Regions from separate parts of the Homo sapiens genome. Here region 1 is linked to region 2. Evidence: chromatin loops called from intact Hi-C (ENCODE). Cell type or tissue: GM12878. All regions are shown on one strand.

Evidence for each region. A loop is a pair of places that touch in the nucleus more often than their neighbours do. Peaks named below come from ENCODE experiments on the same cell type or tissue, not always from the same donor. Only the 100,000 strongest peaks of a DNase experiment are listed, where the experiment ranks them.
Region 1: a loop joins it to region 2, with 2.3 times the contacts of the local background. A loop is called at or near these places in 3 of 110 quality-filtered maps.

The regions. Positions count from the first base shown.
Region 1 is chr1:206,715,654-206,719,653 of GRCh38, forward strand. All of the region lies in intron 1 of MAPKAPK2 (MAPK activated protein kinase 2), which reads left to right. Among named protein-coding and RNA genes, the nearest start is that of MAPKAPK2, 33 kb to the left of the region's middle. In GM12878, no CTCF peak of the experiment used is centred here; a DNase peak (open chromatin) is centred at 1,848; H3K4me3 peaks cover 1,263 bases; H3K27ac peaks cover 3,706 bases.
Region 2 is chr1:206,605,852-206,609,851 of GRCh38, forward strand. EIF2D (eukaryotic translation initiation factor 2D) reads right to left here. Exons shown (of 15, transcript NM_006893.3): 3 at 3,525-3,608; 4 at 2,385-2,475. Among named protein-coding and RNA genes, the nearest start is that of EIF2D, 4.6 kb to the right of the region's middle. RefSeq lists enhancers at 3,697-3,796, 3,837-3,896. In GM12878, CTCF peaks have their summits at 1,217 and 2,439 (motif pointing right); a DNase peak (open chromatin) is centred at 3,860; H3K4me3 peaks cover 1,580 bases; H3K27ac peaks cover 1,685 bases.

The sequences.
Region 1 (4,000 bases), 110 kb after region 2:
TCTCACTCTGTTGCCCAGGCTGAAGTGCAGTGGTACGATCATTGGCTCACTGCAGCCTTGACCTCCTGGGCTCAGTGATCTTCCTGCCTCAGCCTCCTGAGTAGCTGGGGCCACAGGCTAGTGCCACCATGCCCTGCTAATTTTTTAAATTATTCATAGAGACGGGGTCTCCCTGTGTTGCCCAGGCTGGTCTTGAACTCCTCCTTCTCCTTTTTGTATCCTCTTAGTCATCAAGCCATCCTCCTGCCTCAGCCTCCCAAAGTGCTGGGATTTCAGTGTGATCCACTGCGCCTGACCTGAATATTGGTTTTTTTGAAGTCTAGGCTAAACAACTGTTTTTGTCTCAGTTTTTTTTTTTTTAATTTCCCTCCTTTGAACTCTGAATTGACAAGCTTACTTCCTCCCAATGTGGTGTTCTTGTTATTATTGTTTTTGCTAGCTGAAGTATTTTTTTTTTTTTTAAACATAATTTACTAGGTTTTTCTTCCTGGCCAGAAGTAAGTTCAGGGTAATAGTTCCCTTCCTTGTATCTTCAGCTGTGTGAGAGGTAATGTAGAGTGAGAATTTATTTATCAGGTGCCCTGCTCGTAGCAGAAGGCATGACCTCGACTTCTCTCTCACAGTGACCTTGTGTTTGTGTTGGTGGCTTGAACTCACTCTTGTGTCTGGGCCATTTCTCTCACTGTGTAGGAAAGAGTGGTTCCTGTCTTCTCCCTGGCCATGTAGTCTGCTGTGTGTCACCATAACAATCATCTATCTTCCGGTTCTTTTTCCTTCTCTCCTCACCCAGTTGTCTCCAGTCTTAGGCGTGTGGAATTGTGTACTGGGTGGGGGATGTGTGTGTGTGGGCCGCCCTCTTGATTTGTAGGATCCTTCTCTTCCTCCACATTCTCTGTCAACTCTCCTCCACCCCCTGTGAGATCTGTGGACTCAGGTATACGTTGCTGTGAGTCTCATTCTGCTCAGCTGGGGTGATGAAGGTGAGATTGCTTTTGTCGCTTCAAAGTAAAATTTTAGATTTGCTTTGGCAGCCGCACAGGGTCGTATGCATGGGGGCTGCTTAGGCCAGAGGCGCAGTGTTCCTGACCTCCTTCCGTCTTACTTTCTCTTGCTAGTTTGTCCATCTCTGTGGATTTTTTAAAGTAGATACTAGATACCTAGATACTACTAAGAACATGATCTTTCTCTTCTTGCCACTTGGATTTTAGCTTAAAGCCAACTTGGAACATTTAGGGTGTTTCCTTCCTACCACTGTCTGCCTGGTCTCCTAGGGAAAGATGCCTTGTATCTTGTTCTGGTGTACAGTCTGCCCATTTAATTGGTAAGTGTTTATTGTGACTCTTCTCTACTGGGCTCTGGCCCCAGGCCTGATGCGAATAGGGCAGGCCTGTGAACAGAGCAAAGACGAGTCACTTAGGAGGGGACGAGAGAGGCCAGCGGTAAACTAATATTACCAGCTCAGGGTTTATTTGTCAAAGCCTCCTTTGCTGTGAATAAAAGGTTAGATCTGAATTGGGTCTGAGTCCTGGCTTTATTACCTACTAGCCATGTGGCCTTGGGCAAATTATTAATACTTCCTTGGGCCTTGGTTGCCGCACCTGTACGATGGAGTCAGCAATGGATCCTGTTCTGTAGGGCTGCTAGGAAGCTTAAATATAGCAATATTTGCTATATATAAAGTGCACCTGGTACATAATTGATGCGGTTGAAATGAAAATTCCTCTTTCTCTTTCAGTGCCATTTGCTGGAAGAAACAGAAGAAATATCTCTGTCCCCATCTTTCAGTTTCCTACCCAAGACTCCTGTGTGGTTGACATCACTGCTGTGTGCAGTGTTCATGTCCATATAAGTCAGAAGTGGCTTGCAGCAGTGGTTTGGGGCTTTGGGGCCTCTGCTCGCTCCTTATCAATTCTTAGGGTTACATCCTCTGGGAAGATGCCAGGCCTGGTCAAGTGTGGCCTCTGACCTAGAGTTATGCAAGGCCTCTCTTCCTCCTGTGGCCAGTGTGAAATTTCTCATCTGTGCTCTCCTGCCTCTAGCAGGAAGGTTGGCCTACATTTGGGGCACATCTCTGTCACTGTCTCAGGCCAGGGGTTCAAATATAAGACCTGAATCATACTGCACCTCAGAACCCAAACCCTTTTACTTAATTTTTTTTAAAAAATTTCATTCAGATGGTAAAGGTTCAAACAATACATAGAGATATAAAACAGAAAGAAAAAAAAATACACGCCTCTCTCTAGTACCTATTCCCCAGTAGTCAACACTGCTACCTTTTTTTTGCAGGGGAGGTAAATTCCTCCAGAAAAAAACTTAAACATCTACAATTTCATATATCCTCTCCCCTCTTCCCTAAAAAACAAAACAATAACAACAAAACTATAGAAATGGGATTATGCTATATATTCTGTTCAGTACTTTTTTGTTTTTGAAAATTTAAAAAATATGCAAAAGAAGAAAATGTCATCCATATTACTACCACTTATAATTAACCACTAATTAACTTTTAGGTGTGTTTGCTTCTTGTCTTTATGAATATACTTTAAAAGCTACTTAAGTAAGGTGGAAGCAGTTCTGTTTAAAAAATTAGGATGTTGCCCGGGCGCTGTGGCTTACGCCTGTAATCCCAGCACTTTGGGAGGCCGAGGCGGGCAGATCACGAGGTCAGGAGATCGAGCCCATCCTGAATAACATGGTGAAACCCTGTCTCTACTAAAAAATACAAAAAATTAGCCAGGCATGGTGGTGGGCGCCTGTAGTCCCAGCTACTTGGGAGGCTGAGGCAGGAGAATGACGTGAACCCGGGAGGCAGAGCTTGCAGTGAGCCAAGATCATGCCACTGCAGCTCCAGCCTGGGCGACAGAGCAAGACTCCATCTCAAAAAAAAAAAAAAAAAAAAAATAGGATGTTAAAGATAAAGCCAAAGTATTATATCATCTTGGTCCTTATCTGCTTTCCCATTTAATAGCATCCTGCTCTCCCCGTCGCCGTGGATGGGGAGCTGCCTCTTTCTTCTACGACACCGCACGTTTTCCATTGTATGGATTTGCTGTCATTTCATTTATCTGACCACCCTCTTATTGGTAGGCATTTAGGTTATTACCAGTTTTTTTGCCATTAAAATGCTTTATGAATATAATGTGTAGGATGGTTTCTTGCTGGGTAATTACTGGGTCCAAGGTTTGAACATTTACAATTTTGATAGACATGGCCAAATACCTCCCCAAAAATACTAGTTTATTTCTCTACCAACTGAATGTGTAAGAGAGTGCCTTTTCTCCCCAGATCTTTGCATAAACCTGGGAGTTTTATTTTGGTCAAACATTAAAATTTTTTTTTTGCCAGTCTGGTGAAATTATCATCTTTTTTATAAACATTTCTCTTTGAGCTACACTGAGTGTCTTCCATTCAGCCATCTGTGTTTCTCTTGCTTTGAACTGCCTGTTCTTATCGTTTGGCCATTTTTATATTAGGTTGTTGATCTTCAACAATTGATTTGCCTGAGTTAAGTTAGCCTTTTATCCATCATGTGTTGGAAATATTTTAAAGATTTGTCATCTACAGTGCGATTTTTAGGCCTCTTGACTTTTTGTTGAGCCCTAGGCTTTTGTGACTGCCTGTGACAGCTCTGGAGAGGGGGCCGACAGGCACAGTGGCCCGCAGTCGAGCCAGGCCCCATCTTCTGGGCAGTGACGCGTGGTTGTTTTAAGGCTTTTGGTACTGGGATTCCCCGTTGTAAGTTTTAGCTTTGTTTTGGGTAGGGACTTTTCCCCATCATATTAATGAACATTAATAACAAATAGAGACTTGCTTTTGCCTCCCAACCAAATGTTTGGGAATGTGTGCACCCACGTGAAGGGTCTGTGTGATATCTTTATCTCATCAACCTTCTAAGGCTTTTAAAACCTGTTGTTAGATTTATGTTTAGATCATGGTTCTAGGGGAGAACCATCGTCACTCCTCATTGAGCTTTGCAGAGGCTCTGAAAGGAGGACATACT
Region 2 (4,000 bases):
ATTATCTCCTCTACCTTAAAGAAGTCATAGCCATCCCATAAGGAAGTTTAAAGGGGAGGCAATTCATATATCATAAATTAGGCTGAGGGATGCCATAGGGAAGAGAGAAGAGACACATAGTGGGGCCAACTAGAGAAGTTCCTTCTAAGTTGACTTTATAAGAGGGGTTGCTCAGTGTAACTATATATCTAAGAACTGGATGTTTCCAGGATATCAAAAACAACCACATATATAGTAACTACAGAAACTTCCAAAGCCCAGATGAGAAATCTCTGCCAGCCCAGTGTTACTCAAGCATTGATCAATCAGATATTGCCTGTAAGGATAGGTGACTAGCTGGATAACAGTGGGGGAATAATACATAAGCCTGGCAAGGTAGCCAGGGTCCAAGTGAGAGTTCCCAATACTTGAACTTGCTTTAAACCTGGTAGCTCTGCTAACTGTACCTATAGGTCAGTTCCTGCCACAAAATCTGAAACTGGCTTCTTTCCCAGTTCTTAAAAGAAGGTTTTTCTCATCTACCCCTGAAAGGTCAATGGCTTGAGAACTCCAGTCTTGAACATGACTTGTATTTTTAACAACCCCTCATATCATTACCCCCACCACAAACCATCCATAGCTCCACCCCCATATACACTCTAAAGGCTAAAGTGAACAGGCCAAATATCCATTTACATAGTTTCCTCCTATCTCAGATAGAATACTGGGGGAGAAAAACGGTAACACCATCATTCTTTTCAACTGTAATTTCTGCTACAGGTAAACAGAAGTTTCTAGGTGCTTGGTTCCAAAGCGTTCAAGGAAAATAGAATAATATGAGTAGCAAAAATAAGATCTTTGAACACTGACCCCTCCCATGCCTACCATCGCTCTTTCCTTCTCTCTCAAAGAAGAAATTATCAAAATAATGAGTCCACCTTGGTCATCTCCATGAAAAAAAATAGTAAGATGTAATTTTTCACTCACTAGGATAACACAAATGAAGATGACCTATCATATCCAGTATTGGTGAGAGTATAGGGAAATAGGCTCCATATATGCTGCAGGTAGGTGTAAAAACTGATACAGCTTGTTTGTAGGAAAACAGAAAATACACATGATCTTCAACCTAACAATTCTGCATTTTAGTATCTACTCTGGAAAAATACTAGCAACAGTGTCCCTAGAGGCATCAATAAGATAACGTTTGTAATAGAGACAAATTGGAGGCAACCTCAATGTCCACCAGGAGAGGGCCTCTTCCATCACCACACAACAGGTAAAAAGGTTTGGCAGATCTGTGTGTTCTTATTTAACACACAGTTAAAGTTAAATGTGTATTGTTAGTATTTAAATGTCCGCATAAAAATAAAAAAGAAAAATTAAAAAAAGAAAACGTCCACACTATATTAAGTGAAAAAATAACACATACACAGTATAATTTTGTTTGAATTTTTAAACACACATACCCTAAGCCATGTATTTTTATACGCACATGTATATATGTGTAGGACAATGACAAGAAGGACACACATCAAAATGATAATGGTTATTTCTAGGAGAAAAAGATTGTGGGGTAAGGGAGGCTTTTAATTTTTCAGAGCTGTTCATACAATTACTTCTTATTTTTAAAAAGAAGCATTGGAGGCTAGACGTAGTGGCTCATGCCTGTGATCCCAACTCTTTGCGAGGCCAAGGCAGGAGTATCGCTTGAAGCCAACAATCTGAGACCAGCCTGAGCAACAGAGTGAGATCCTGTCTGTATGTAAACTGTATCTCAATAAAGCTATCAAAAATAATTAAAAGATGAGGATAATGATATGCATATAGGGAAAAAGCATGAGGGTGATGAAAGACAACAACAACAAAAAAACAAAAAAGGTCACAAACAGGAGACTAAGGAGACATGACAACTAAATGGAATTTGGTATTTTACATTGGATACGTGAAGAGAAAGAAGATATCAGTGAAAAAACTGGGGAAATATGAATAAAGTCTGTAGTTTAGTTAGCAGTACTTTGCCAATGTTAATTTCTTAGTTGTAATAATCTATATTGTGGTTATGTAAGAGGCTACCATTAGAGGAAGCTGGGTAATGAGCATTTCAGAACTCTACTATCTTTGCAACTCTTCTGTAAATCTAAAAAATAAAATAAAATAAAATAAAATAAAAATGCTAAGTTGAAAGAAAACAGAGCAGCAACAGCAAACAGCAAATACACTCTGCCCAGGCACATGGATTCCCCATAGGTTTGCTGCCATTCTCCTGCTGGCCCACTCTGCTTCTTCCAAAACCGATTTTTGCTTTCACTCTTTTGTTCATATGCTTTATAAGTTGTCATTCCCCTCCAACTTCTCTTTTACACAAGTTTTTCCCCCAAAGGCACAGTTGCCTGGCACAGTACCTGTTCCCCACCAAAGAAATGGCACAGAGGTCGCCCTTCTGTACCTGAGGCAGACCAGCAGGGGGCATCACCAGTCCAGGCAGCATCAAATCTGCAATGAACAAAAAAAATCACAACCTGCATTCAGCCTCCATCTCACTCTGCGTTTTACTTCATCATTTCCTCACTCGCTCAACAAAAAAATAGTTACTAGGTATCAACTATGTTTTTCATAATAAAAATGAAAAATGGCAACTTCCAACAAAAAAATAGTTATTAGTTATCAACTATGTTATTCATAATAAAAATGAAAAATGGCAACTTCAGTATCAGACCTTCTCCCCTTAGGGGGCTAAAGGTCAAACAGAGTTTGAGTGTCCTGGCCGGGCGCAGTGCCTTATGCCTGTGGCTTACGCTTTTTATGACCCCTTCACCCATCCAATAGCAGGACATTTATTTTTATTCAAATGGTGGTTTCTAAGCCAGAAGTGGGAACCTTGACTTCCACTCCAGACTCAGCTCCTAACATTCTTCTGGCATAAAAGAGCTACTCTTAGCCAGGTGCGGTGGCTCACGCCTGTAATCCCAGCACTCTGGGAGGCCAAGGCGGGCAGTTGACTTGAGGTCAGAAGTTCGAGACCAGCCTGGCCAACATGATGAAACCCTGTCTCTACTAAAAATACAAAAATTAGCCAGGCGTGGTGATGCACACCTGTAATCCCAGTTACTCGGGAGGCTGAGGCAGGAGAATCACTTGAACCTGGGAGGCAGAGGTTGTAGTGAGCCGAGATCATGCCACTGCACTCCAGCCTGAGCAACAGAGTGAGACTCCATCTCAAAAAAAAAAAAATAAAAAAAGTTTGAGTAGCCTATAACATGATCTGTCTTGTCCTAGTTTCCTAAATTCAGCTTATTGATTTACAGTATAGCACATGGTGGTTCATAAAATACTTTCACAACACTTATTTAAGCCTTACAACAGGGCCAGAGGGGCCCAGAGATCTTGTGTGGAACCAGCCAAGTGAGAAACATAAAACACATAGGGGAAAAAATTCCATTTTTCAACCACAAAAACACAGGAAATGGGTAAGTTTATTACATCAGTTGGCTTTTGCTAAGTAGGTTTCAGCCAATAGCCAGAATATAGGAGAATCCTCTTACCTGCTCCCCCTACCAGTTTCTCGAGCACCAGAGGCCATGTTGTAAAGGTTGGCAGAAGATCAGGATAGGACCACAGCGTGTACACTGTACAAAAAGAGATCCAGAAAACACTACTACCAAAAAGCCAATCTTCTAGAGAAATGGAAAAACCTAACACTATGGTCACTTTAATTAGAATACAGGAAAGAAACTCAACTCAAAGCTAAAGAGAAGGTTGTAAGGGGATGCCCAGAGAGGTTTCATTTTTGAGGAAGGAAAAAACCTAAGAAACTGAGTGTCACTTGAGATTTGGAGGCATCCGGATTGCAGCAGCAGAAAATGGTCACAGTGGACAAAAAAGTGAGGGCAGAGAACCAATGAAGCTTTTATTTACGGCTTCAGAAGCAAGTAGCCTAAGAACAGGAAGCCAGCTGTATAAAATTTGGAAACTTTCCCATGTTTATCATTTTTATCCCCTCTGTTTCCATAGTGATTAG